Regions from separate parts of the Homo sapiens genome. Here regions 1, 2, 3 and 4 are each linked to region 5. The links are chromatin loops, found by intact Hi-C in ENCODE. Cell type or tissue: PC-9. All regions are shown on one strand. Each heading gives the region's core, and the rest is flanking DNA. Links, peaks and the distances in the headings are about the cores only.

The links. Peaks named below come from ENCODE experiments on the same cell type or tissue, not always from the same donor. Only the 100,000 strongest peaks of a DNase experiment are listed, where the experiment ranks them.
Region 1: it touches region 5 in a loop (6-fold over the local background); 4 of 110 quality-filtered maps call a loop at or near these places.
Region 2: it touches region 5 in a loop (3.0-fold over the local background); 2 of 110 quality-filtered maps call a loop at or near these places.
Region 3: it touches region 5 in a loop (6-fold over the local background); 65 of 110 quality-filtered maps call a loop at or near these places.
Region 4: a loop joins it to region 5, with 6 times the contacts of the local background. A loop is called at or near these places in 41 of 110 quality-filtered maps.

The regions. Positions count from the first base shown.
Region 1 is chr9:114,715,086-114,721,526 of GRCh38, forward strand. No RefSeq gene overlaps it. Among named protein-coding and RNA genes, the nearest start is that of TEX48, 36 kb to the left of the region's middle. RefSeq lists enhancers at 3,252-4,451, 3,819-3,938. In PC-9, for the core only: a CTCF peak has its summit at 3,937; DNase peaks (open chromatin) are centred at 3,946 and 4,426; H3K27ac peaks cover 1,279 bases.
Region 2 is chr9:114,484,727-114,489,726 of GRCh38, forward strand. The region is part of intron 1 of WHRN (whirlin); the gene reads right to left. Among named protein-coding and RNA genes, the nearest start is that of WHRN, 18 kb to the right of the region's middle. RefSeq lists an enhancer at 3,967-4,026. In PC-9, for the core only: CTCF peaks have their summits at 3,044 (motif pointing right) and 3,247; DNase peaks (open chromatin) are centred at 395 and 3,035.
Region 3 is chr9:115,011,030-115,017,470 of GRCh38, forward strand. No RefSeq gene overlaps it. Among named protein-coding and RNA genes, the nearest start is that of TNFSF8, 84 kb to the left of the region's middle. RefSeq lists an enhancer at 3,062-3,251. In PC-9, for the core only: CTCF peaks have their summits at 3,164 (motif pointing left), 3,363 and 4,236 (motif pointing left); a DNase peak (open chromatin) is centred at 3,132; H3K27me3 peaks cover 450 bases.
Region 4 is chr9:114,403,557-114,408,556 of GRCh38, forward strand. WHRN (whirlin) reads right to left here. Exons shown (of 12, transcript NM_015404.4): 8 at 4,391-4,462; 9 at 2,799-3,336; 10 at 340-521. Among named protein-coding and RNA genes, the nearest start is that of AKNA, 18 kb to the left of the region's middle. RefSeq lists enhancers at 1,872-1,921, 1,901-2,402, 2,262-2,371. In PC-9, for the core only: CTCF peaks have their summits at 2,186 (motif pointing right) and 2,386; a DNase peak (open chromatin) is centred at 2,205.
Region 5 is chr9:114,904,780-114,911,153 of GRCh38, forward strand. It overlaps TNFSF8 (TNF superfamily member 8), which reads right to left. Exons shown (of 4, transcript NM_001244.4): 3 at 1,049-1,120. Among named protein-coding and RNA genes, the nearest start is that of TNFSF8, 23 kb to the right of the region's middle. RefSeq lists enhancers at 2,567-3,189, 3,190-3,811. In PC-9, for the core only: CTCF peaks have their summits at 2,379 (motif pointing left) and 2,578; DNase peaks (open chromatin) are centred at 3,522 and 4,304; H3K27ac peaks cover 950 bases; H3K27me3 peaks cover 229 bases.

The DNA of each region.
Region 1 (6,441 bases), core at 872-5,871, 190 kb before region 5:
CTATGCTATCGGTGAACACTTAGATAGTATGCCAGGGACTATTTTCATTACTCACCTCCTCATGCCCCCACAAGAAACTAGATTAATAAGTATATATATATATATATATATATATATACACACACACACACACATATAGATATACATATATATATATATATATAGTGTGTTTGTGTGTGTGTAATAAAAATTAATTAAAGCAGGAGAGAAGCATTCATTAGTCTGCTTGGGCTGCCATCACAAGATACCATAGGCTGGGTGTCTTAAACCAGACATTTATTTTCTCATGGTTCTGGAGGCTGGAATTCCAAGATCAAAGTGTCAGCAGGGTTGGTTTCTCCTGAGACCTCTGTCCTTGGCTTGTAGGTAGATGGCCACCTTCTCCCTGTGTCCTCACATGGCATTTTCTCTTGTGGCTTGCTGCTGTCTTCTTTTTCTTATAAGGACACCAGTCCTTTTGGATCAGGACCCCACTTTATAACTTTAACATTAATTACCCTCTTTAGAGGCTCTGTCTCCAAATACAGTCACTTTGATGATTAGGGATTCAACAAATGAACTTTACAAGGACACAATTCAGCCCACACAGCCCGACTGGTGTTGAAGAGGACATGGGGAGGGCTCTGGGATGCTTCTTGCGTTCTGTTTCTTGATCCAAGTGCTCATTACACAGGTGTGTTTAGCTGGTGAAAATTCACTGTACAGTGAGGATTTGTAGACTTTTTTTGTAGGTATGTTATCCTTCATTGAAAGCCTTAAAAAGAATTGAATTGTAGCCACTGCTTTCTCTGCATTTACTGATATGTTTATATAGGTTTTCTACTTTGGTCTTTTACTCTAGTACTTTGCTGGGGCTGCCCTACCAAAGTTCCACAGACTGAGTGGCTTAAAGAACAGACATTTATTTTCTCATGGTTCTGGTGGCTGGACGTCTGAAGATCAAGGTGTCAGCAGGATTGGTTTCTTCTGAGGCCTCTCTCTTTGGCTTGTAGATGATTGTCTTCTCCCTGTGTCCTCACACGGTGTTTCCTCTGCAGATATCTATGCCTCTGCCCAAATTTCCTCTTCTTACAAGGACACCAGTCAGATTAGGGCCCACCCTAATAACCTCACTTTAACTTAATTACCACTTTAAAGACTCTATCTCCAAATACAGTCATATTCTGAGGTACTGGGTGTTAGAACCTCAACATATGAATTCTGGGGGGACATAATTCAGCTCAGAACAGGTATCTTATATTGAAATATTCTTGTGGTACTACTATCATGAGGTATTTTATGCATTGCTGAATTCAAATTGCTAGCATTTTGTATAAGATAAAAATAAGCTACGGCCACATTGAAATTTGTCTCACATTTTATTTTATGATGCCATCCCTGTCAGGTTTAAGCATCAAGGTTATAATAGCTTTAAAATGAGATAGGTAATTTTTGCTCTTTGTTCTATTCTGCAAAACAACTATTGTAATTTCATTTTATGTGTGTCTTGGAGGCTTGCTGAAACTGAACAGTAAAACTCTTTTACCTCAAACAAAAAGTAAATCAAAATGGGAAAAGAGAAGGGGAGGGAGGCACGCACAAAAGTAGATGAATGGCACCATGAGTGTATTTTCTGTCCAATTCCCACCCCGTCCAAACACATAAAGGAGCAAACAAAACAAGTTGCATCAAGCCACTCTCCTGCTCAAACTTTCCAGTTGCTCCCTATTGCCCTCTGGAAAGAGCCCACTCTTTACCATAGACCCCCTCAACCTGAAACAGCTTTTATCTCCCTTCTGCACTTTCGTTTTGTTTTCTGAAACAGGGTCTTGCTCTGTTGCCCAGGCTGAGTGCAGTGGCATGATCATGGCTCACTGTAGCCTTGACCTTCTGGGTTCAAGCAATCCTTCCTCCTTGGCTTCCTGTGTGGCTTGGACTATAGACATGTGCTCATCACACCTAGCCCCTTCTGTACTTTTGATTGGAACACTGTCCTACTTCCTAAATGCTCCCCAGGTGAACTCCTCTTCCTCTTTCAGTTTATCTCAGATAGCACCTCCTCCGTGGAGCCCCCCCACCCACCCAGGCTTCTCCCACCCTACCCGACTCTAGTCCCAACTAGAGGTCCTCCTCTTGGCTCCTCCTACTCTTTATGCTGTCCCAGCCTCAGCCCTCCCCTCTCCATTGTTCTTGTTGCTGGGAACCCTTTTATGGCCCGGCAGGGGTGTTGTGGGCTCCAGTCAAACTCTGCAGGATGGATGACAATCTGACTCAGTGGGTGAGACTCACAGACTCACATCATGGAAACAGCCTTTCCCTAATTAAACATGGAAAGAAATGGAAGTCAGCCTTTGCTTTGATGACCAAAACTTTTTCAAGAAGGTAGTGGCTCTCATAATTACATCTAGAGTTAAACACTACACAAGTTTGTATTTAGGAGTGAGGTGGACTTGGGTGGGTGAGGCATGCAGCCCCCTCTCTCTTCTCTTACAGCTCAGAGTGACAGGAGGTGTCTTCTTCTCTTGCTCCTGGGCTGCCTGAGACAGGCTCACTCACTCCCAAGGGAGGATTTAGAGTCTCTAAACTTAGCATTACCTCCCCTCCCTTCTTTTAGCCTTGAATGGGCTTGTTTGAAAGACCATCTGGCTCTTTTTTTGAGCCCCTGGGACATTTGCCCTTGGAAGAGAGCTTGGTTGTATCCTGGGGATATTTGAGAACAGCACTACTCCTACATTGTGTACCAGCGAAATAGAGACACAGATAGGGGAAGCGCTTAAAGTTCCTCCAGTGCTGGCAGAGGCTCTTGCTACCAATAGGTGCTGTTCTGGCAGTGTGTGTTCTAGGGCAGGTGTGCTTCCTGGGCTACCATTTTCCCATCTTCATCCTACCTCTGCCCTCCTGCTGTGGACTGAGTTGTGTCCCTCCCCAATTCAAAAGTTGTAACCCTAACCCCCAAGGTGACTGTATTTGGAGACAAGCCCTTTACAGAAGTAATTAAGGCTAAATGACGTCATAAGGGCAGAGCCCTGATCCAAAAGGATTTTAGGGTGCTTAAGAGATACTAGAGAGCTTTCTCTCTCTCTCTCTCTCTTTCCTCTCTCTCTTCTCTCTCTCTCTCTTTATCTCCTCTTCTCTCTCTCTTCTTTCTCTCTTCTCTCTCTCTCCTCGCACCATATGAAGACACAGCAAGAAGGTGGCCATCTGCAAGCCAGGAAGGGAGCCCTCATCAGGACCCGACCATGCTGAAACCCTGGCCTCAGACTTCTAGTTTGCAGAGCTGTGAGAAAATAAATGTCTGTTGTTTAGGTCACCCAGCCCATGGTATTTTGTTATGACAGCCTGAGCTGAAAAATACATCTCTCAATCCTGATAGACCTGCTCTTCCCCTTATCTCAGACTGCTTTACCTGTCTAATCCTCTGTCTCCTTTTTCTCCCTAAAATCCTAGATGTTGGCATTCTTCAAGGTTTTGCCCCTTACACCATGCCCTTCCTTCTCCCCTTTCCTGTTCCCACTCTTCCCTCTTTCTTCTCTTTTCTATACTCTGGCTTTCACATCTTCAGTTCTAGCCTCACTGTAGGTAATATCTTCATTACTTCTCTCCTGACTCCTATCTGGCATTTCCAGCCACCTCCTGAAGTTTTCTACCTGGGTTTCCTTTCATCAAAGATGGTGTCCTCTCCACTCTCCCCAACCAGAAAATTCATGGCCCTCCTGACTTCCTTGTTTACATCCTTGACACCCCACTCCCCCTGCCTTCTAATAAATTTCCAAGTCATCTTTGGTCTGCCATGCCTCCTTTCTGGACCAGGGAAGAGGGGGTGTGAGTTGCAGCCTTAGGGAGTGGTTAGCAAACCTGGTCGCATAGTCAAAAAGCACCTGCAGGAGTGGCCTCTGTGAGTCATGAAACCACAGGGGCCCCACCTCTTGTGTTTTTCTTGGAATCGGGTGTGTGGGTGTGAGCGCCCTCTCACGAAGACCTCTGCAGGGTTGCATCCTCAAAGGAGGGCAACAGCTGACCTGTGCAGAGCGCTTTGCAGTTTACAAAGCACTTTCACATACCTTGACTCATTTCCACCCTACGACAACTCCATGAGGCGGGATTATTGTTCCGCATCAAGAGCTGAAGGGACTGAGAGTGACTTGCCCAAGGTCAGCGCTAGAAGGTGGCCAAACTGGGACTCAAATCTGGTTATCCTGCTCACAGACAGAGGAATTCCCTGGGCACCTCTCACTGCTAGGCCCTTGACATTGGCTCTCTCAATACGTGAGGAAAGTTGAGGCTCAGCTAAGTGGGATGATTTGCTTAGGATCTCCAGTGGGTGAGTGCTGCCCTGAGGCTCTGAACCCATGTGGATCTGACTCCAAAGCCAGTGTATGCATGACTTCACTAGGTGCATGGCCTCCCAAATCCCAGGGCTTCCCATTAACCCAGAGGGACTTCCTGATGGGTATTGAGCCGTGGCTTGTCATCTTGTTGAAGTGGCTTCCAGCCTGGAGAGTCATCATCTCCGTCATCACCCTCATGTTTGGCACTATTTATTGAGTGCTTACCATATGCCAAGCACTGTGTCTGATGCATTATATACTTGATCCCTGCGTTGATGCATATAATGATGCAAATTCATCTGCTGAAGTCCTACTGTCCAGTATTTCAGAATGTGACTATATTTGGAGATAGAGTCTTTAGAGAGGTAATCAAGTTAAAGTCACCACGATGGGTCCTAATCCAATGTGACTAGGGTCCTTAAAAGGAAATCTGGACACAGACACATACTGAGGGGAGACCATGTGCAGACATGAAGAGAAGGTGATCATCTATAAGCCAAGGAGAGAGGCCATGGAAGAAACCAACTCTACTGATACCTTGATCTGGAACTTCTAGCCTCCAGAACTGTGGGGAAATGCATTTCTGTTTAAGCCACTCAGTCTGTGGTACTTTTTTATGGCAGCCCTAGCAAATGATATATCTGATCTCATTAGGTTCTCACAGCCATTATGGTAATGGGCTTCTGATCCCTAGGGGAGCCCAAGGCAGGAGAGAGAGAGGAATGGGCCCCATGAGGTTGTCTGAGAATGACCTGCTGACAATCAGACTGGTGCCCACAAAGTGGCAATTACCCTGGTGAGGCTGCCAGGGTTCGGGTTGTTGCCATGGTAAGGGCTGGCGGCCCCCAGCTCTGTGAGTTCAGAACCAGCCCACTGAGAATGAGAGCAACACAGCTGCACTTGACTGGGTCCTGCCTCTGTGCCAAGCACATGCTCAGTGATGTCAAAGAGTCTGTGGGTGGGAGCTGTCATCACCTTACTGTATGGATGGGGACATGGCGGTTCAGGGAGCTTCCCTGACTTGCCCAGGGCAACACAGCTTACAGGGACTAGAGGTAGAACATGAACCCAGTTCTGTCTGGCTCCAGGACTTGGCATCACACCAAGCAACTCAGAGACATGGCATCTATATTTATAAACCTGATGCCAAGGGATCCATTTCCAGTGAGGAATGTACCCCCATGTGATCTGGAATGCTCCAGGGCTTTGGGAGGATGTTTTGCTCCCTGTAGCCAACTTGTCACAGGGTTGCTTGGTGACCCTGGAATTGGAGTGATGAGAGTGAGTTTCCTTCTTTCAAGGCACAGTGGTCAGGAGGACACACCTGGTGGAGCCAGCCTGCGTCTCAGCTCTGACACTTGCCGGCCATGTGAACAGGGACAAGCTGCTTAATCTCATTGTTCCTCTGTTTCCTCATCCAGGAAACACAGAAGATGCAAATGGCAGAGTCCCTCCTAAGGCCATTTAGGAGGACGAGGGCATCAGGTTCCCATGCCAGGCTGGGCGAGGAGGCCACTCACGTCCGTGGAGGGGCTCACTGTACCAAGAGGTCAGGAGATGGAGACACTTCTGGGCAATCTTGGCTCAGCAACATCTCCTTGTCCTTCCCTTTCCCGGACACCAGATCTAGTCTAGTTGGTTTATTATCTTTTCTAACAGAATCTAATCCAATGACTTTTGATTGTCCCCCATGGGGTTTTGGAAACCAGGCTCTACACTCGCGCATTCTCCTGGTCCACTTAGATGGCTCATCTCTTCCTTTTGTGGGTGGATTTTGGTAACTAGAAGATTCTCTCCTTGTTCTTTCCCCTCCTCCTCCCATTAGAATGTAAGTTTGCTGAGGGCAGGAGTGTGACCCTCTTGTTAACGATTGAATCTGCAGCGAGTGTCTGCTTGGATTAGCTTGAGGTCATGATGCAAATGAAAAGGGTTGGACTGGAATCCAGATCTCAGGGCTCCCAAGAAGATCTTCTCGGTCCCCCATCCCTCCCTTCCTTCATACACCGCGCCAGATGCCCGGTTTCCAGCAGGGAAAAGACAGACACTCACCCTCTGCCTTGATGGGTTTCTTTCCTCCCATGCCAGTGCCTCCTTGGAAGCCTCCTGTTAATCACCCCAGTGTGCTCAGTTCTTT
Region 2 (5,000 bases), core at 1-5,000, 420 kb before region 5:
TTCTGGCAGCACGTTATGATTATGGAAATGTAAATTATATGTGTATGTCTTCAAACTTAATAACTTGCTACTTGGATTAATGCTCTCAGGAGGCAAATTTGCCTCACTCAGCTCTTTGGAGCCAACTCTGAAACCCCAAAATCATAGACCAGGCTGACATGATTCTCTGCTTAGCAGAGGAGTGAGAAATAGACTGGAGAGGGTCACAGTGTAGGGGGCTAATGGGATGTGTTAACATGGCAGACGCACACATGCTTCTGTGTTCAAAACCATACACCAAAGGCAAGCATGGGGTGGACCTCAAGGTCACAAGACTATCAGATCACTGTGCTGAGGAGCACGTGCAACAGAGGTATTCCAAAAAAGTCTCAAGCAAGGACACGTAATGATGAGTCACCCAGCTTATTTCAGGGTGCAGACCTCAAAGGGCAAGGTTTTCTCTTTTCGGAAACAGAGACTCAACAACAGGAAGGAGAACTGGTCTAAGACCCATCTTAGTGACCCAGAAGGGAGGAAAAAATTATGCATGCCTGCTCTTCGCAGCCGCACCTTGCCTAGCTGGGGCTTTGTGTGTTCAGACACACCGGACAATGGTGTTGGCTCTGTAGATGACTTGCTGTGTGACACTGAGCCAATTGCCTAAACTCTCTGTGCCTGTTTCTATATTTAAAAAGCAATTGCTGGTCAGGCGCAGTGGCTCAGGCCTGCAATCCCAGCACTTTGGGAGGCCGAGGCGGGTGGATCACCTGAAGTCAGGAGTTCAAGGCCAGCCTGGCCAACATGGTGAAACCACGTCTCTACTAAAAATACAAAAAATTAGCCAGGCATGGTGGCGGGTGGCTGTAATCCCAGCTACTCAGGAGGCTGAGGCAGAAGAATTGCTTGACCCCAGGAGGCGGAGGTTACCATGAGCCAAGATTGCACCACTGCACTACAGCCTGAGCTACAGAGCGAGACTCCGTCTCTAAATAAATAAGTATATAAATATCAATTGTTGCCTGGGCACAGCAGCTCAGGCCTGCAACCCCAGCACTTTGGGGGACAGAGGCAGGAGGATTACTTGAGGCCAGGAGTTCAAGAGTAGCCTGGACAACATGGTGAGACGCCACAAAAAAAATTTTTTTTTTAAAATTTAAAATTATCCAGGCATAATGGTGTGCACCTGCAGTCCTAGCTACTCAGGAGGCTGAGTTGGGAGGTTTGCTTGAGCCCAAAAGATCGAGACTACGGTGAGCTATGATCGAGCCACTGCACTCCAGCTGGGGCAACATCGCAAGATTCTGTCTCAAAATAATAATAAAATTAAAAGCAACTGTTGAAAAGATTTAAGAAACTGTAAACTGCGTATACAGTACCTAGCACATGGTAGGTACTAAATGCATGCTAATTCCCTTCCTGAGGCTGCCAGTTCCTTCTCCCAAACAGAGGTCCCAGAAATTCTCTAAACCTCGAATCTATATGGACACAAACACGTGTCCCCCAACTTTCTTCTTTTTAAGAAACATCCTTCTTTAATCCACATTTCCTCGTATCTGCGCTGCCTTCAACACTCAGCTCCTTTCCCACGACCTCCAGAAAAGCTTCCCAGATTGTGGCTGACTCTGTCCTCCAAGAGCATCCAGCACACTTCTGTGATTGTGCTGCCGTCTATACCACAGGCTCTGAGTCACATTCGTGATCTTGTCTTTAAGACTACAAGACAAGTTCCTTGAGGCACATTACATGTTCTGTTTCCTTTAGAACCTCTCCCTGCTCCTTTTCACTCGTTTAGCCAACCATCCATTCATTCATCGTTGAACAAGATATTCAATGAGTTTTCTATATGCCAGACAGCCTCAGGAATCTGTTCAAATTAGGACACAGAGCAGTGCTCTTTCAGATCAGTAGTCAGGCAGTCCACACTTCTCCACTTTAATGTGAGCATAGACACATTAGATACACATGGAATTTGGAGAGACAAGTGAAGAAAGTGTGGTTAAGAGCCACAGCCCTGGAGGTAGGCTGTGGGAATTCCATCCTAGCTCTGCCACCTGCCAACAGTAACCTTGGGCAAGTTACTTACCCAATCTGTGCCCCAGCTTCCCAGGCAAAAAAAAAAAAAAAAAAAGAGAGAAATAACATAGGTATTATCTCACAGGGTAGTTCTGATGATTAAATTAGTGTGTGTGTGTGTGTGTGTAGAGTGTGTGTGTGTGTGTAGAGTGTGTGTGTGTGTTGTGTGTGTGTGTGTGTGTATATATATATATATATATATATATATATATATATATATATATATATATAATATATATAGTGTTTAGCACCTGGAACCTAGGTAAGAGATACCAAAAAAAAAAAAGAGAGCGAGAGTGAAAGAGATAACAGAGGTATTATCTCACAGGGTAGTTCTGATTATTAAATTAGTCAATATATATATAAAAGGTTTAGCACCTGGAACCTAGGTAAGAGATACCAAAAAAAAATTTTTTTTTTTTTTTTGTCTAACAAGAAATTCTGGGTACTGTAGAGAACTCAGTACCCAGAACCCAGAGTGGAAGTCTCAACCCACCACCCATGGTAACGACTGATATGTGTTGATGTCTGCCCTTCCTGACTTGCTCTTGTACTTTATAAACACGTATATATACATATACAAGCTTATCATCTGATTACATAAATCAACTCACAACTGAACATTTTCTGCTCCATCTTTTTTTCCACTAAAAATGTATTTTGAAGATCTTTTCTTACCAGTTCAATGACATAAAGCTCATCTCTTCCAATACTCCATCCCATTCCCTGGAAGGGACTCACCACTACCGAATTCTCATTCTCCTATCAATGGACATTTAGGGTGTTTCTCATTTTTTGCTAGCACCATCACCTGCGATGAACATCCTTGTATGTGCCATCTTGGGGCATTCATGCATCTAATTCCCTAAACTAGAGAAAAATGGAATTCCTGAAGCCATAGGCAGTGAGTCTTTATTCACAGACAATCACATTTCCTTGCCAGTGTCCCCTGGGGCATGCCTTATCCCTTTTGTAGTTCCTGTATCTACCTGCAGGGGGAAGCACTATGCCATCTGGGCCTACAGAGGACCTGAATTCCCCTGACAATGTGGACAGGGCTGGGTGGAGGCCTCGCAATGTCCTTCTCCCAAGGGAGTGCTCACTCTGGTGGAGAGATCCACACTCCTTCGTGCTTTCTTCCACAGTTTCCAAAAAGCTCCCAGTTTAGGCAGATCTTGGCTCTATCTTCCAATCATCTGGGGGCTAAATCTTGGGCCCTAAAGCACTGCAAAGCACCAAAATGAAAACGGTAACCTGGTGGTGTCTTAGGGTGCGAACTCCCTCAAAAGTGTTTTCCAGTGGAAGGTACAGTTGCTAGAAAGCCATTCTCAAACAGTGTTCAACCCCTTCCTAGCTATGAGACTTCAGACAAGTTACTTAACTTCTCTGGCCTCAGTGTTCCCACCTATTAAAAGGGGCCATAACGCCTATGCTCATGGAGCTGTCATGTAAACTGAATGAGGGCCAATGAGAAAATGTGCATAAAGCATCTTGCACTGGGCAGGGCGCACAGGAGGTGCTTGGCAAATAGTGGGTAGCATTAGTAACAGCAAAATTACAGCGATGATGCCACATTTTATTCTTCCCACTGCACAGATGAGGAAAGCGATTCTAGGTGGTGAAGTGTCTATGCACGGTCACAGAAGATAAAAGGCAGGGCTTTTATACCTCTCTCCTCGCTTCTCTCCATTGCCCTCTCACCAGCAGTTTAAGGGGATTCACACCCCCTTAAACACCAGGCCAATCCTACACCTTGGCCCAAGACAGACAGGGGAGGGTTTTTAAAAAGGACATGGGCCTCACAGGATGTAAACAAAAGAAAGTCCCTTAGGGTCTTGAACCCCGAGCAGGTGCTGTGTCCAGCCACATGGACTGGAAAGTCCCTTCCCATTTAGCCCTGCTTTGAGGGAGGACAGAAATTGGTGATGCGGACTCTGCCCCAGTAGCTTATTTTAATGTCATGAGAAAGTAAAACCCTAATTAGCACTCTGTCTTCCAAGCTCCTTCCATCTGTACCATTTTCATCTGTGTTAATTACCTCTTACAGGGACCACTAACTGCAACAGCTTCCCAGCCTCCTCTCTCAGCCCAGTCACTGCAGAGCAACCAGAGAATCCTTATAAAACATACGTGGACTCTGACCCTTCCCTGCCCCAAACTCTCCCCATTGCTTCTGCTATAAAACTCCCCACAGTGCATCTTGGGCCTGTGCGCCTGGTCCTGATGCCTGGCCAGCCTCATCTCCTGCCCTGCCACCTGAGCTGTCTTATAGGATCAAGTACTCCAAGCTCTTCTCCACTTCAGGCCTTTGCACGTGATGCTCTGTCCCTGAAAGTACATATCTCAACATACTTACTTATGCAAATGATTATTTTATTATCTACACTCTTCTCAGTTGACCAGGAAGGCAAGAAATTGTTGTGGCTTGATCAGAGATGTATCAATAAATAGAAAACATAGGAGATGGTAAGAGATTCCACATAAAGAGACAGTGAAGAAATGAAAGGATGCTTTCTTCTTGGAATTGAACACCAATAAGGAAATTTACCTCTCCTGAAGTTACCAATGATTTCTCTAGTAGAATGGAAATAATCCATTAATTTCTCCTTTTGCCTTGGTTGCTAGGGGGCTCAGAATTCAATTTCAATATAAATACTGTTCCTATCAAAGGCACCACACACACATACACACACACACACACGCACACACACGTACACACACACACGCACACACGCGTGCACACACACACACACACACACTTTCCAAGATCACTTCTGATTCCTCTACCTTTTTAATGAAGTGCTTTTCAGGTTAACTCACTCCATTACTTTTGACTTAAGTAAGAATCTTAATTATAAATGTATTAGTAAATAAGCAAATGAGATATGTAAAGTTTAAAGCGGGGGTTAAACTACACCATTCACATGGTAGATGCTCAATAAAACCAC
Region 3 (6,441 bases), core at 573-5,572, 110 kb after region 5:
GTTCCCTGAGGGAAGGACTCTGCCTGTGCAGGGGAACAGTCAGCACTTCTGTGTTTATTCTCCTTTCTGTCTCCCCCAGGAGTCATCTTCTTAAGAATAACATCTGTGTTTTGTGATGTCTTGACTCTTTCATGATTGTCCTTCCTTTTGTGGCATTTGAAACTCAGGCTGGAGACTGAAAACCTGGAATAGAAACGTTTTTTGACAGCTTTCATGCAACAACTAACTCGACAAGAGGTAAGCACACTTTAGGGCTGGAGGGAATATTACAATACCACTTTATTGAATGTCTGAACCACCCCCAAGACCTAGAGTTCTTCCAATATCTTCCAGTATCACTTCTATAACAGCTTGTTTGTTCTTTGGATGGCTTTGGTTATTCAAAGTTCTTTTCTTATTGGAGTGCAGTTTGTTCCCTTACAGATTTCATCATCAGATTCTAGTTCTTCTCTGTCACACAATAGAGTATGTCTGTTCTCTCCTCTCCATGACAGATGTGCAGAGATTTTAAGACAGAGACTATGTCCCTGCTTATTATTCCATTTTTTTTCTAAAGAGGTGGAGTTTCTGGTTGTCTCACTATCCTGGTGGTCTAAATATGCTTCATTCTAAGGATGATAAATATATTAGTAAGACACATCTATTAATTGAATGGAAACTTCTTTCCTGGTAGCCTGGTCGTGACCTCTGAATCCTTTCCAATAACCTCCAGGCAGCTATTATAAATTTATTTCTTAATATAGAGATCTTAATTGTGCAACTACTATGTTCAAGTGCTATGCATTGGGGATGCAGCATTGGAGATGGAGTGCTGAACACCGCAGCCTGCTCTGGAGCTAACCGAGACTTGCAAAAGAAAGATGAGCACTGAGCTGAAGGCTCTTTGATACCTTTGAATGTGGCTTTTTGGTGGAGACACATTTTCAAATCTGACTCTGATGCTCACCTGAAGGGTGTCCAGGTGGAGAGTGATCCTCAGCTCCTGCTGAGCTGGGTCTACTGTGTCTCTTTCCCAAACCACTTTCACACCCAGAAGATCTGCTCTGCCTTGTTCTTTGCTGGCTACTCAGAAAGCCCTGGTGGCAGAAAAATACATGAAAAGCCGATGCCTCTGGGGATAAGCAAAGCTTCATTTTACACTGGGAAACAGAGGCCTTTATTGGAGAAGCTGTTGAGAGCATAATCAAGTGAATCCAGTGTAGCTACGCTCCTACCATACCTGGGAAATTCCCCCTTGCTCTCTGCCCCCATCATCTGAGTAATCTATTTTAGTTAAAGATGGTAAATCAAAGGCTTGAAAGGTCAATTAATTTTGCCCCCTTTCCCACTGATCCATGAGAAATGGTGATTCTCAGTGTAAGGACCTCTGTCCTAAATTGAGAGAATGCTCTCCAAGAGACCACGTATGAAGTCTCTGGAGAAGTTATTCTGGTTGGAAATATAACAGGTTCTGTTTTTGAAATGACCGATATTTATGGTTTTTTTTTTTCTCTAAATATCCTGCTGGATCTCTCAATTGTCAAACAATCTCTGCCCATTAACTCGTCCTTCCTTAGGAGAGGCTGCCTCTGTTAGTTCTTAGTAGAACAATTCCTTTGCTGTTTCTTTAAATTACATTCTTAGGTTCCTATCTGTTGAGGTCATGGTGTGGGGTGAGTGAGAACTGAATTCAAATCTACAATGATTACCTGGTGGCTTCAGGAAAATCACTTCCTTTCTGAGTTTGTGTCAGCTTTAAAATGATGATCTGGGAATATAGTTGGCACTCAACAAATTGAATAGACAATAAGTGAGGCTACAGATGGCTGCATTCTCCTCTTAGGTCATATATTCAGTCAACACGTAATGATTGAGAAATAATAGAACAGGCTCTGTTCTGGGTGCTAGGGCCACGGCAGGGGGAAACATACAAAGTGCCTGCTGTCATGGAGCTTGACTCCTAGAAAGCATGCACATACATAGGTAAGCCAGTACTGTGTCAGGTGGAAAATGCACTATGAGTACTGGGAATGGGGAGGGTTGTTTGTGTGTGCATGTGTGATCTTGCACATATAGGTGTGATGTGTGTGTGTTTATGTAGGATGATGAGGATGGTCTCGCTGAGAAGATAACATTGGAGATGGCTGAAAGAAATGAGTGAGCCATGCATGTGTTAGAGGAAAGAGCATTCCAGGAGAAGGGTTTGCTGTGGGAGTGCGCTTGCTGGGTTTGAAACAGCAGGGAGGCAGCGTGTCTAGAGTATCATGAGAGGGGGGTTGAGGTCAGGGAATATAGGCCTTGAAGGCTACTGTGATGTCTCAGGCTACTTTCCTCTGAGCCGTAAGGCCGGCATTGGAGGGGTTCAGCAGTGGAGTAGTAGACCACAGCTCAGTGTTCCTACAGGACCGCTCTACAGCTCTTTGGGGTCATAGACTGGCTCTAGGAGGCAAGTGCTGGGGACACAAGGCCCTTGACTTTATTCTCAACATTGCCCAAGCTGCTTAGAATAATCCACAGGGATCATCACCTAAACCAGGCTTCAGAGATGTAAAGGAAAACAACAGCAACAGCAACAGCAACAGGAACAAGTCCACATTTTTAGATGTGCCTCACCCTGTGCTAGTGAGTTAAGTGTCAGGGCAGGAGGATCAAAGCCTTCTTGCTAAGGGGCCAGAAACAAGCCAAAGGGACAAGCACAGAACAACAAAAAATGTGCATGTTGGGCCTTCACAACCAACAATACGGTGCTGTCAAATCAGGTGAATGAGTGATGGGACATGGATACAATGGAGGCATTAAACATGTTAGACAACGGTTGGTGGTCCTTGCCAAACCTGAATGGAGACTGGACAAAGGCCAGAAACTCCCTGTGTCTCATGTTCCTGTCCCCCCACCCCAGTGTACACCTGCAAGAGGTGATCAGTGAGGTGGTAGGGTGAGGGTGCTCGTTTTTGTGTAGCAGATGGGGAGTCAAGAACATAAAAGGAGGCCTGCCAAGTTCCTTCCCACTTCTGGGAAGGGTTCTAGCCTCTTATTGAGAGAAGGATTAGCATGAAGGCAAAGTTGTTTACCTAAAGATGTCTATGAGCCTAAGAAGTCCGGTAGACATCAGCCCCATCCACTTCAACACATCTACCAGGAGTGCCTGGTTAGTGCCCTCCCGAAGCCAGGTGGAGGCTGCCATCTGCTGGTTGACTTGAGGATTTTTACCCAAATGTTTAGTTTGCCTTTCAATTTTTAGTGAGACAAACCTGTGTTGACAGCATTTTCTCCAGGCAAGATGCTGTCGGTTTTCTCTTTTAAACTATCACAGATTCTCATCAGGGTAGGTACACTTCATGATCATTTTGATGGATGCTCAGAAGAATTAAGCAATTAGACCAAGATGATCCAGTAATTGGAAAACATGGGATTTGAGCTCAGCTCTCACTAAAAAGATGGTGACTGTAAAGAAATTGTTATAAACACGTTGGCTTTGCAAACTGTAAAGTGTTATGAGGGAACCAGTAAATGGCAGGTGCTCCAAGTGTCCTAATTGGAAGAGTGAATGAAAGAATAATTGTGCAGAAGGATGTTCCTTAAGGCATTGTGACTCAAGGAGTCAGAGAACCCAGCTTTGACACTTGGAGGCTGAGTGAACTTGGGGGAAGTCATTTCACTACTCTGAGAAACAATTTCTTAACCTGTAATTGCAAATGTGCTGGGCAAATGTGCTAGGCAAATGTGGGAGCTGTTTTTTTTTTTTTTTTTCTTGACAGAGTCTCGTTCTGTTGCCCAGGTTGGAGTGCAGTGGTGCTATCTCGGCTCACTGCAACCTCTGCCTCTTGGGTTCAAGCGATTCTCCTGCCTCACCCTCCTGAGTAGCTGGGATTACAGGCATGCGCCACCATGCCCAGCTAATTTTTGTATTTTTAGTAGAGATGGGGTTTCACCATGTTGGCCAGACTGGTCTCGAACTCCTGACCTCAAATGATCCGCCCACCCCAGCCTCCCAAAGTGCTGGGATTACAGGCGTGAGGTACTGCGCCCAGTCGGAGCTGCTTATTTTGACTGCATGTGTGTGGTTTTATTTTCCTGTAAAATGTTGAAATCCATGTTACATCCTGGTGGGATTGAAACAATTCTCAAGAAAGCCTTTTTCTACTTCCTTTACAGAGATTGTAATTCCTCTGGGAGTTCCCTAGGGAGGGAGGAGGATGAGGGGAGTGAGCCCTCTGCTGGTTGCTTATATGTCCTGCCAGCCCAAACCTGGGCAGCAGGCACATGCAGGGCACCCCTGGTACCCCATTGAGGCTGGGGGGCACAGGTGGCCAGGGGCACATGCATCTCTAGTGAGGAAGCAGGCTTTCTAAAGAGCAATGTTGATGATGCCATCTGGGGCTGAAAACCCTTGGCAACTCTCAGCTGGGCTCCAGGACGCCAAGCCTTCAAGGCAAGGGTCTACCTCCATCCTCACCTCTGCTCCCCACACTGTCATCCCTTGTGTCCATCCACAAGCCTCCCCTTGGCCTTACCACTGGTCTTCATTTCTAGCTGCAGTCACCTTGAGGGAGGCTTCCTGATTCCTTCCCCACCCTAACCTAGTGCTCCAGGAGTTAATGGGCCCCTGAATCCAGTCTCCCATATCCCTAACTAGCCTGCCTTAATTAAAACTGATGCCCACATCCAGGAAAAATCCACTATAGGAGTTGAGGGCTGCTCAGGAACAAGGGTGGGGACATAGAGAGCTCTCTGGGACCCTAAGCCCCATGAATTTTACTTTCTAAATATCTCTTAGAACCATAGCTCTGTCTCCACGACACCACACTTAGCCAGGCTCTATCACCTTTCACCTGGATTCCTACAGTAGCCTCCTCAAAGGTCTCTTCCCACTTTGCACCTCCCAGCCAAAATCCAAATGCAACAAAAAAGATGGCTTAAAAAAACAGATGTGATCACAATGCTCTCCTGCTGAAAACTTCTCAGTTGCTTTCCATTGAACTGAAGAAAAAAAGCAAAATTTTTATTCTGGACCAGGAAGATCTGCGTGGCTGGGTTCCTACTGACTCCTGAAACCTCATCTTCCACAATGCATCTTTTGCACCTATGCCTCTGGCTTTCTCTGTGCACAGCGTGACAGCCATAGGACTATAGAGATACCTGCCTTTTGCCTTCTGCCTCTCCTGCTTCCTTCACCTGGTTAACTCCTACTTGCTCTTTGGATCTGGGTTCAAATGTCTGTTCCTCAGAGAGCCTTCCCCCTCAGATCCCCTTTAGACGTCTTCATAGCTTTTTATATTTGCTTCCAAAGCACAGCCCTCAGTTTGTAATCACACATTTGCTTGTCTGATCATGTGTTTGTCACTGACCTCTCTGGGGCACAGAGGCTGCATGGAGGCAGGGAATGTGGTTGTTTCACTCACATAGTGCTGAGCATAAGCGGGGAGGTGCTCAACACTGATTTTTAAATGAAAAGAGAAGTGAGAATCTTAGAAGGAGACCGACGAGGACAGCCCACAAGGAGCTCTCGGATTTTCCGGGCTTAGGCAAGGCATGGTGGGAAGACCAGCTTGGGTGGGGCAAGCTGAGAATGGGGAAGGACTGGGCTGTGTAGCCAGCTGTTTTGAGAGCATACAGGTCATAGGAGGCTCAGTGAGGAAGAACCTGCAAGGTGTGTCTCTCCTTCTGGAGAACAGACAGTCATGCCACACTGCAGAGGAGTATGCAGCCTGGATTTTCATCAGAATCTCCTGCCTGGTTGCTGTGGTGCCTGGGATGATCCCCAGCCTCCTCTGGACTGCTGCTTCCCCATCTTCAGAAGGAAAGAGATGAGCACGAATTCAATGCAACAAATATTCATTGAGCTCATCTTCTGTGCCTCCTGAGGGTTTCTCACAGGCCCACCCTGTGTGACCACCCTACTTTGAATACTGTGACCCTATCCCCTTACCCTAGTCCCCTTTGTCCTTATTACCCTTGAATATACCATTTAATTTGATCATTTATTACATTCATCATTCATTGTGTTTTGTTAGAATATAAACGCTATGACCACAGGGATATTTTCCTCTTTTTTTCACTGACAAATCCACACGGGAGGTGCTCCACAAGCATTTGTGAAAAGAATGAAGTTCTGTTTTCCAGTTAGTGTGGCTTGTTGAAAGGAATAAGATATCTTCACTGAAAAGAACTTGGATTTTGGAATCAGGCAGCCTGGCTGTGAATCTTGGTCTGACCCCAGTGGCATGGCTGCGAGAAGCCACCTGACCCCTCTGAGGCCTAGTTTTCTACATGACATGGAATAGTTCGATTTGTCTCACAGGTGACTATGATGCTTAGGATACTTTGGATATTTAAAGTGTCAAACACAGTGCTGGGACTACAAGAGGGTCAATAAATGTCACAGGCTCATGGTTTAGGGAGGAAAGTATTAGCCAAGGTATCTGGCTTCAAGGACCTGAAATAATCTAGGACTACCTAAGC
Region 4 (5,000 bases), core at 1-5,000, 500 kb before region 5:
CTAAGGCTGTCTGGTGGTGGCATCAGGACTTGAATCGAAGCCTGACTCCGAAGACTGTCTCAGCCACCTGGCCATGTCAAAACTGAGAGGAGCTTAAAGATTCCCAAGACCAATCTCAGCCTCAGCCCCTAGTGTCAGTGCAAAGGCAGAGCTGAAACTGGGCCTCCAGATTCCTAATCCAGTGCTCCTCCAGGACGTCCAAATCCCTCCAGTTATAGGGAGCTCACTACCTCCCTTTGTGGTCACTTGCCAAGCTGAGCCCTGGTCCCGGGACCTCCCATTCTGTGCCTGGGGCCCGTGTTCCTCTCAGCCCTCTGCATCCTCCTCCTCCTGGCTCACCGGTTTGTTGGCCCCATCTGTGGGCCTCTCGTTCCGAGGCAGCTCCTTGCTACTCCTGCTCTTGGTGGACACCGACTGCCTTCCTCGGCCTGGGGCGCTGGCCTCTGCCTCGCCAGCATCCACACCACTGTCCTCGCTTAGAGTCTGCCCGCTGTCCGAGAGCTGGGAGAGCGTAGAGGCTGCTGGAGAGGGGAAAAGGAAGAGAGAAGCAGCTTATATAGCTGGGGTCAGGGAGGGCTGCCTGGAGGCAGTGACGGAGATGGAGGCTGGAAGGCTGGGGGAATTCCCCAGGCAAAGATGGGGGAAGGAATGAAGAGATCGTGGGGCCAGAGGGCAGGTCCACTCCCTGCCACCCTCTCCACCTACTCAAGACCTGTCCTTTCAACCAGACCTGGTCTTGAAGGCTGTGACTTCCAGGACATCTGCCTGGATCTCCCAGTTCCCAGCCACTGGCATAATGATAAAACAGAGGTCAGGAGGCAAACCTAGCCCACAGATGTGGGTGTTTTCTTTGTTTTAAAACTCACATAATGCTACCAATTTTTAATGATGAACCAACACATTCAAATTAGAAGATTTCATATAAGTAATTTCTAGTTTCCCAAGAATAAAAGAGAAATTCCACCACACCTAGCCTGAACCCCTGCATGGCCCCTGCCTGAGCCGAGTGGTGGGCACATGCCCTCCAGCCACCAGTCAACTTCACTATGTGTGTAACAGCCTGGCCCCTGAGTTTGAGACCCTAACTTAAGAACACACACTCTGGAGTCTGGCAGGTCAGGTTTGAATTCCCACTGACCAGCTGTGCAAGCCTGGGCAAGTAACAGAGCCTCTCTAAGCCTCCTATGTTCTCCTTCTAATACAGAAATGATGGTGCCTAACCACTGGGGTGATTGTAAAAACTCACAGATCTGATGTATAGAATGGAGCAGTCCAGGGAATAGACTTGTGCTAGACTGCCTGGCTCCAGGGTGTGGGTTCTTAACCTAGGGTTTCAAACTCAGGGGCCCGGCTGTTATACACATAGTGAAGCAGCGTGGGTTGACTGGTGGGCTGGAGGGCATGTGCCCACCACTCAGCTCAGGCAGGGGCCATGCAGAGGTTCAGACCAGGTGTGGTGGAATTTCTCTTTTTCTCTTGGTAAGCTAGAAATTACTACTTTCTCTCTCTCTCTCTTTTTTTTTTTTTTTTTTTTTTGAGACAGATTCTCACTCTGTCATCTAGGCTGGAGTGCAGTGGTGCAATCTTGGCTCACTGCAACCTCTGCCTCCTGGGTTCAAGTGGTCCTCCCACCTCAGCCTTCTGAGTAGCTGGGACTACAGGTGCCCACCACACCTGGCTAATTATCGTATCTTTAGTAGAAATGGGGCTTTCAGCAAGTTGCCCAGGCTCCTGAGGTCGAAATCCTGACCTCAAATGACCTGCCCGTCTCCGCCTCCCAAAGTGCTTGGATTACAGGCATGAGCCACTGCACCTAGCCAGAAATTACTACTTTGTATGTCTCAGTTTGTTCATTTGTAAAATGGAGATAATAATAGTACCAACCTCATAGGGCTACTGGGAGGATTAAATGAGTTAATACTATAGGCAAGGCCCTTTGAACACTGGCACAAAGTGCTTATTGTTAGTACGGCTGTTAGCTCTTATTATCCCTGCATGTCCAGCTCAGTGCCAGCTCTAGAGACAGCAGTGATCCATCTGTGACAGCCCTGGGTCTTCTCACCACGTCTGCCTGCTCTCCCTCAGCTGCCTCCCCTCACTAGGCTGCGAGCGCCAGAGCCCTGCATTTTGCATCTTGGTCTGTGCAGGCGCTCAGGGAATGTCCTACGGGGCCTATGTATCACTGTAGCCGCAAGATGGCAGCAGAATCCAACAAAATGCTCCCAACTCACTCACAGGCGGGAGCTCCACAGCTTTCAGGGTGGGGAGGCAGGCTCTGCCCTTCCCTCTACCCCACAGCCCATGTCCTCTAGCAAACCGGGGCACAGCGTCAGCTGGCCTCCCCAAGATTCTTCCTGCACCCTGACCCTAGACCTGCCAGGGGTCCAGAGACTGCCACTTCAGTTTCCAGCATCTACTCCAGGCCAGGCCATGGCGGACAGGAAGGGAAGCCACCCCTGCCCTCCACGAGTTCAGTCCTCCTGGTGAACACAGGGTGGCCAGGGTAGGGGGAGCTGGAGAAGGCACCCCGACGCTCGCAGCAACCTGGCAGGACTGTCACTGTTATCTCCATTTTATGATGGGGAAAGCAAGGTGTAGACGGCAGCTTGTCCACAGTCACACAGCCAGTCAGTGGCAGAGCCGGGATTCAAACTGGGGTCTCCAACTCCCTTCGCCACTCTGGCCCTGAGCCCCCTCAACAAGTAGCTGGTCCCCCCCTTCACTGTGTCATCAGGTAGACTGACCTGAAGAGGACAGGGACCCCCAAGGACCACAGAGCCTGGCCTTGCTGTACTCACTGCGCGTCTGGGGCAGCGCCCTCACTTCATTGACGTCTGGCTCGCTGTCGGGGCGGTGGACCTCCACCATGACAAAGTGCTGGTTTGTGCCTGTCTGGTCTGGGTGGCCAGAGGGTGATGGGGGCAGAAGGCAGCCCCCAGCCACTGTGGCCTCTGCAGAGGGGCTTTTCAGGTGCGGGGGTGACTGGACCCGTGGGAAGGGGCCGATGGGGTGTTGGTTGACCAGGGCCAGATGGGCGTCCAGCGGCCTCTTGGAGCTGGGGTTGGCAGGGGAGACGGAGGCATAGATGGGGGAAGAGGGCAAGTCCTGTGCAGAGGAGGTCCCTGGGGTGGGTGCGGTGCCCGCTGGCGGGCTGCGGTTCTGTGGAGCCGAGAAGACAGTGCCCGAGCAGGAAGGCATGGAGGAAGGTGGCTGGAGGTCCTCTCTCCCCAGCTTCCTTGGCTGGCCTAGTGGGAGGTCGTTGCCTTGGGCCAGAGGTGGTGGGCGAGGCAGTGGCTTGAAGCTTGACAGCCCCTGGGAGGTGGATCTGACATCATCCTGCCAAAAGACCCAACAGGCGGAGAAGGAGTCAGACCCCATCACGCCTGGAAGAGGGGAGGCCGAGCAGCTGAGTGGTGCCAGGCCCAGCTGGAATTCTGTCCCCACTCTAACTGCTCTTGGCCACACTGCTCTGAATAATGCAACACCTGAGTGGAAAACTTCTCCCCTGCATCTCGGCAGCTGATAAGCGTTGGGATCTTGGCGGGTGTCTCTGGGGACAGCATCATTACCTTTGGGAACTGAAGTTCTTGGCATCAGCCAGAGCTTGTCACAGGGAACAAGACTTCATTAGAGACACGATGAAGAGGATGGAAATACAAAAAATGCATTTATTTGGCTTTTCTTTTTAGGGGGTGATCTTGAGTACTAGAGGCAAGAGGTATGAAAGGACTGGAGAGAGAATGGACAGGAGGAGATGGATACATGGGCTGGGGTGCTATGTGGCCCCAGGCAAGGCACAACACCTCTCTGAGTGCACCTCTGGGCAATGGGGAAAAGCACATCTACCCAGCAGAGGTGGTGTGGTGATGTCAAAAGCCACGTGAATACTGTTAGCACAGTGCCTGCGCCACAGCAGGTGCACAGTGAGGGGCAGCTATGGACACTGTGACTACCACTCCCCTCTGCCTAGGTCAACACCGGACACCTGCACAGCTCCAACAACCTTCCAGTCACCATCCTAAAGGCTTTACTTAATTAATTTACTCCATGCCACGAACTTATGGGGTAGGTATGCTATGATCATCATCCCCACTTTACCGACGGGGAAACTGAGGCACAGAGAGGCTAAGAAACTTGGTCATACTGTGGCCAGCCAGCCTGAAGGCCCCGCCTGAAGTCACCAGAGGCAAGTGATCCTGGTGCCTGCTAGAGATACTAGAATGGTGAGCTTGTGCACAGACCTGTAGCTGGGTGTGAGAGCTCATGGCAGAGGCCTCTGTCTCCTTTGCCACCCTGTGCCCTTTCTCCGTGGCTGTCATGGAGAGGAGAGAGCCACCAGGACCTGAGCACACCAGGGAGAGCAGAACCAAAGGGCCAGCCAGGGCCTTACCACGGACACATCTGGGAGGGCGTTGATATTGCCCTGGACAGCCTCGCCAGTTTCCTCCAGGTCCAGAGTGTTCTAGAAATGGACGAGAAAGCAAAGTGAGCAAACAGAAGCTGAGAAGGGAACACTGGTTTGTTCTCCAGCACACCAAAATTGAGGAAGTCTTAGGACACCTCCATGTGGTTCATGTGAGCCCTGACATACCTCACTTCATCGAAATTCACTTTACCCATTAAAATGAAGGTCAATTTGCCTGCTGGTCACTTTGAAGTTAAGTTTTCTTTGGGACTTTCTGATCATTTTCAGGCATCCCCTGAACTGCCAGAGATGCTGGGGCATCTCTAGCCTGGGCTGGGAATTCCTGGGTTTGGCCACGAGCGCTGTGCTCCACAGTCATGCCTCCAAAAGCCAAGGCCTCTCTCCACCACTTGCTGATGAATCCCAGGAAGGTGTGAAAATGGCAAGAGAGAAGTGGATGGGGAAAGTCTCTCCCTTTTTAAAATTCTAATGGTTTTAATCCCAAGGTGGTGGTTTAAGGTTTAAATGGACCTTATTTTGCAAAAAACGTCTATTTCTTTCTTCCCTTCCCAATTCACAAGAAGAAACCCAATGC
Region 5 (6,374 bases), core at 1-5,000:
TGCAGAAAGTACAAGGTAGGACATTCAATAATATTATTCAGTTAATATCCAATTTAGGTTTGAAGATGTCCAGGAGAATCGCCATTAATTTTCACATTAAGATGTATCCTCTAACGGTTCATTGTCTGAATTTTTGAATGCCTTTTTCCCTTCAAAGGGCAGCCAAAAATAATTGTGCAGGTCCCCCATGTGCTTATTAAGGGGCTCTTGCCATCTGGGATTTATTGAAAAGCAGAGAATTAGCAGACCCTCTAAGCTGACAAGTTTGTGTTGGAAGGTGAGTCTCTAAGTCCTAACACGTGAAAATTAGCACTGACTGGTAAGGGTGACTTTCAGGGCCAGGAAGCTGGCATGCTAGTTTTAATTGCTTCCATGCTTTCCCTTTAAACCTCGTTGCAATTCAACTGAAGAGTGAGAACTAATCTAACTGCAAAATTGAATTTTTAAAATGAGCAGGATGGCTATTCAGAGAATCTTGGCCATCTCTTTCTCACTCTGCAGTCTAAAGTGCCTCTTATTGCTTCATTTGTAAGGGGCCTCTTACCTGAAGCACACTGCAATATGCAAATCGGCCCTGTGCTGACATGTTCATTAAGCTGTCAATCTGGGGACAAGGCAATTTTATGGTTCCCTTGTGAATAACTTCATAGAGGCAGAGATTAAGTGCCTGCCTCCCTTGCATTAGGAAAAGGACTGTGTACTTTGCTGAAATTGGTAGGTAGCTGAATAAGGAGGGGTGAGGGGTGAGGGGTGGGGCTGGTGGTGGCAGTGGTGGTGGGGACCATGAATGCCCACAGAGGCCAGGTAGGCAACATAAAGGAGTGAATGGGACTGAGGAAAGAGAAGCCTTGTAGCTTTGGAGAATGACGCTCTCCCCGCTAAGACATTCAAATTCAAATTACAAAAAAATTTCCTGCAGACTAAACAGTACACATCTGCAGGTCACATTTGGCCATGGGACTCTAATTATGACTTCTGGCTTAAAAGTTGCTGAAAAGCCACAGAAGCGGTTTTCATATGTTTAGGTTTCCTGGGCTTGGTTACTGACCTTGGAGGTAGGCCCATGACTTCTTGAATGGAGCCCTTTTCAGGATACATAAGAGGTCTTCTGAGCAATTTCCTAAAAATAAGGAGACGATGCATTAAAATGTCTTTTGCCGTTTTGGGATCTGGAAATACCTGATCTTTTTCTACAACACTTTGATGGAGACAATTACCGTTCTGTTTTCCATTTTCAGAATAAGGAGAAAAGCTCTTTATTTCTCATTTTGCCATCAGGTATTTTAGGATTTTAATTTTTTAAATTTATTTTTATTGATTGCTTCCACTTGGACTTTTATGGAAGACTGTGGAAATCAGGGAAGGAAACAAATATGACATCCATTCCTATAATGTGTCAGGGGCCATTTTTTGGCACTATACGTATTTCATCTCCTTAATCTTTGCAGCAACTCTGTGAGAGGGGTATTATTAAGCCCCTTTTACAGATGGGAAAAAAATCTGGGGGCCACGCAGGTGAAATACATTGTTTCGTGGTGCCTTGCCAGGCAGTGGTAGTGAGAATGATAATACTGATAGTAAATACTGTCAACTTATCTACCACACACCAGAAACTAGTCTGGGTACTTTTACAGCTGGGTAATATATCAGCTAATCTAGTTCTCAGACTAATCCTGCAGGGTTAACTTTGATGCCTAGAGGTGGTCAATACCATCGCCTAAGTTCAGACAAGTTTGTGTAAATGCTGGAATTGCCCATGGCTAATTCCAGAGGCCAGGTTTCCTGTTCTAGGCTATTTTGCTAGACAACGAAGATAAAAACATCTTGGTGTTCAATTTTAAGAGGACACAGGGTTAAAGAAATCTTAACAGAAGTCCTGCTATTTGGAGCTTCCTTGGCAGAGGCAAACATAATATTATGTTATTATGGTATTTAAGAAATAAAAATATTTTTCATATATTCACTAGTGATGGTGGCTTAGCTTTTTTTTATTACAGTAACTACTTAATATTTTGTATGCAAAGATTCAAGTTATACATTTCCTGCAATGACACTTGAATTCAACTTATTCAGAGCTAATCTCTTCTTTGATCCTTGGTTTCCCCATGTGTAAAACTGGACAATCTTTGACCTGACATGGACATCTTCTCAAAGATGTCACCAGAGATGACCATGTAGTCCATCCATCAGACGGTAGGCAGCCAACGGCCCATTCAATGGAGCAGCCACACCCTGGGATATTTGCTCACTGCATTGCCGAGTAGTACCTGCTGGGCTCACAACCTTTCCCATTGCAGTCTCTGCCCAGCCCTGAGAAAGTCCCTCCTGGCCATCCTCATAGCTTCATGGGGGCTTTGGAGTGGTTGAAAGTTAAATGAAGAGTTCCCTCTGCTGTCTGAACAAGCTCACTGCGAGAGGCACTCCGGGCAGAAGCAGGGGCAGTTTTCCTCCTTATCTGCTGCATCCACATAGAGCTTCTGGTCCAAAGCTCTCTTGGTGGTGAGAGCCAGTGGGTCAGCTGTCATCCCCTTGGTTTCATCCTCATGCATCCTCTGATCAGTGCTCTGGTCCTGCCTGTTGCAGCCCACAGCCCACACTCTTGGGGTTTGTAGTCAGAACCCCAACACTAATGGCTGCTTATGCTCCTAATGGACTGTGACTATGGTTAGAGAGTCCTCCTGGCGTAGCCTCCTACTCTAAGCTGCAGAACATCAAGCCAGGGAGACAGACCTGGCTGTCTGTTTGCATGGAAGCCCTTTCTGACTCCTTTCGCCTGCAGGATCAGGCCCAAGCTCCTCAGCATGGCTTTCATGGTCCCCATTGTTCTGACTCCTACTGAACTCTCTGGTCTCACCCCTCACCTTCCCTCCTCCCCTTTCCCTTTATGTTCCAATAGTAATAATAACGAGGAGGAACAGTGATAATAATATGAATGGTCATAACTAATACATGTTGAGTGATAGCCATTTTCCAGGTACTCTGCTAAGTATGCTACATGCATTATTTCATTTAATTCTCACAATAACACGATAAGAGAGGTACCATAATTAAGTCTATCTTGTACATAAGGAAATGGACCCTTTTAAAGGTTAACTGACTTGTTCACATTCACACAGGTAGTCAGGGGTGGAGTAGAGATCCAAACTCAGGCTGCCTGACCGCTGCCCGAATGGATTCCTGACTGCTGTCCGGGAGTTTGGGGCTTTGCAGTCCCCCTAAACATACCATTTAGGAATGTTGATTTATCATTACACCTTGGCACTTGCTGGGCTCTCTACCTGGACTGCCTCCTTCACCAGGCAAGTTTTTCCTTGTTTGAAACACAGCCTAGCAGTCAGCTCCTCCAGGATACTTCCTTTGCCTATTTGCCCATTCTATCAGACAGTGAACCCTCAGGGCAGAGACTCCTGTTTATAAACCCCCACTGCCCAGTCTAGCAGATGCTCTGTAAATATTTGTTGAATTGAATCACCTAGTTCATCTTTCTTGTTTCCCTCTGTGGATACAGAGTAAGTACTTAGGACAACAGTGAGGTGAATCAGGACGCTTGGCTTGCCTTTTGCCTGAGGGCTAGAATAACACAGGGCCTCATTCTCCCACTGGCATTGCAGGTCAGGCTAGATTAGATGGGAAGATAAGATTCATGCCTTGGGCTGAGGCCAGCACAAAACATCAAGAACAGGCTCTGCTCATTGGCCGAAAGCCCTCTTACACTGTTCTCCTTACCCCTTATGGCAGGTGAGCCTCTGTAAACAGGTGGCTGGAGAAGTGCAAGCCCAGGCTTGCCTCTCACACGTTCTGGTTCTTTTGTTGTTTTTTCCCCTTTGGGTTGACCTCAGTTGTAATTCTGAGAAACCCGAGGATGGAAAAAAAAAACACCTTATTTTGAAACATTTGCATTTCCTGAAGTCAAATGGCATGGTATATTTTAGTTTTTCTTTAAAAATCATTTAGATGGTTTCTAGCTAAAGGGAAAAACACAGGCAGCCCTTTTAGGAATGATGTTGCCAGAGCTGGTTCAGAAAGGGGCTAAAAGCAGGACACTAGAGGAGCTATTGAGGGAATGGGCTGTTAAACTTGGAGAAGACCCCAGAGAAGGGCACAGCCTCTGTCCTTTAATGCTTGATGAGGCTGTCGGCACACCGTGGGGCCCAAGCACTAAACCTCCAAGTGGAAGAGGAAGGAGATGAAGCCCTCAGCTAAGAGCTAACACTGCTCTAATCCCCATTTCTCAGATGCAGCAATGGAAAGACGTACACTAAAAACACCTATGTCACACTGTGAGTCACAGTGCTGGCAGCTCACAGAGTTGACCAGTCAGTGCTGCTCAAAAAAGAGGTGGGCTGCTTTGGAGGTCATGAGGCTCTTATCAAGAGCTAGATGAACATTTCATGGGTCATCAGCCGTGTGGCCTGAGTCTTCTCATCACCCTGTGAGTCTATGATATAACTTTCTTTTTTGGTTAGGAAGACAGAAAAACGTGACTTATAAATAGTGGCATTACATGCAGCTGAAATTCTGCAATGTCCCTGGAATTCTGAAGGCTGGGAGCAGAGGGAGCAAAAAGTGATGCCTGGAGAGGTTTAGTTTGAAGAACAGAGCATCAGAGTGGGGGAAGTGAGAACTGTCTGCAAGTCACGGCTGAGTTGATGACCTGGGAGTTAGAATCCTGGGATTTCTCCTCTCTGGGCTCTAGTGTCCCTATTAGGTTTGTGCAAAAGTAATTGTGGTTTTGGCATTAAAAGCAATAACAAAAACTGCAATTACTTCTGCACCAACATAATAGATGAAGAGCAGTGTGGATTTGATGATCTGTCTTAAAGGGCCTACCTAGCTTATTTCAGCAGGCTGTATAGACTCAGCCATCCCCTATCAGACCTGCTGGTGGTGGGGGTGGGAAGGTTTGGGATGGGGAGTCGGTCCCAGCTGCACCTGTCTATCTTTATGGGCATGTTGCATTACCCAAGGTAGGAGACTGTGTCTTCACACATTCAGGTTTTCAGACACCTGCAGTAGTAGAACAGAATATTTTAGCTCTGAGGACAATCTAAGTTATGAATAGTCTGGTTCTGTAAGGATTTGCATAGTTTGGAGAAATGAAAGTTCCCTGAGATGGCCTGGTTCAGGCTTGGTGAACACATAACCCATGTGCTCCTCAATGTTGCCCCTATGGCAGGCTGATCCTAGGTCATCCAGAGAGTTAGTGAGAGAGACAGGACCAGAGACCAGGGCTCCTTACTCTTTCTGTAGGGCAGTCTATCTTTCAGACAACCCTAGCACTGCCTGAACTTCCCTGAGGACCAAAGCTTTCAGATGCATCAGCTTTGTAAATCATCTTTCCAAGCTTTAGCCTCTTCTAGAAGGATCATGGGACTTTCTGTGGTTTTGTTTGAGAGGCTGAAGAGAAAGATGTGCCAACAAAACCCTCCTGGCCAGTTTCACACAGAGGAGAGAGATAGAAAGAGAGGTTGCTCGAGGTGGTGAAAGGAGCATATTCTAGAAGGTCAAGATTATGGAAACCTTAAGACTAGCTCTCACCTTGAGATTTCACAATATTAGACAGAAAGGGTCACTAAATGCCATGCTAACAGAGATCCTAGTTTTAGGAGTGGCGAGACTACCCAGAGAGACTAGGGTCTGGCCCAAGACTCCACAGTAGGTAAATGGTGGAGCTGGGTTCAGAACACAGGGCTTCTGACTTCTAATCCAGGGCTCTTCTCTGACTTTCAGTATTCCTGTGGAATAGGAAGGGTTAAATGCAGGAAGAAGTGGGTTTGCAGCCACTACAGACACTGGAACTGAAAACTGACAAGACAGCTGGAGGTGCTGGGAAAACAAGCACTAATGAGCTCCTGGGTTCCATCTTGTGGGAGAATGCCAGCAGATGACTTCAGGCCCATGTGCTGAACACTGCCAAGTTACAAGTCATGGGCACATAAAGATGCAAATATGCTCAAGGCGGCTCTACCATGGCAAAACAGACCAAGCCAACCATCCCGGCCAGATGGTATGTGGTTTGAGTGCCAGGTACCTTCCAGATGTACAGCACCTTTGATATAAGAACAAGGAAGACACGATGCATCGCAAAAAGAGCACCTGAATTCTGGTCATAGCTTTTAGCTCTGGATCTGTCATTTCCCCTTACTGAGCCTCAGCTGCCACATCCATTAAGTGAGAATTAAAACAATCAACCTAAATGTATGGATGTCATGAAGATGCAATGAGACCGTGGATGTCAAGTGATCAGTGTGGCCTGTGGCTAGAGGAGACACTCAGTAAAGTAGATTCTTTCTGCCTTACTCCTCTTTTCTTTGTTGTTATAGTGGCACAGTTTAGCAATGCCACTTAGCAGAGTGAATTGGCAGATGAAATGC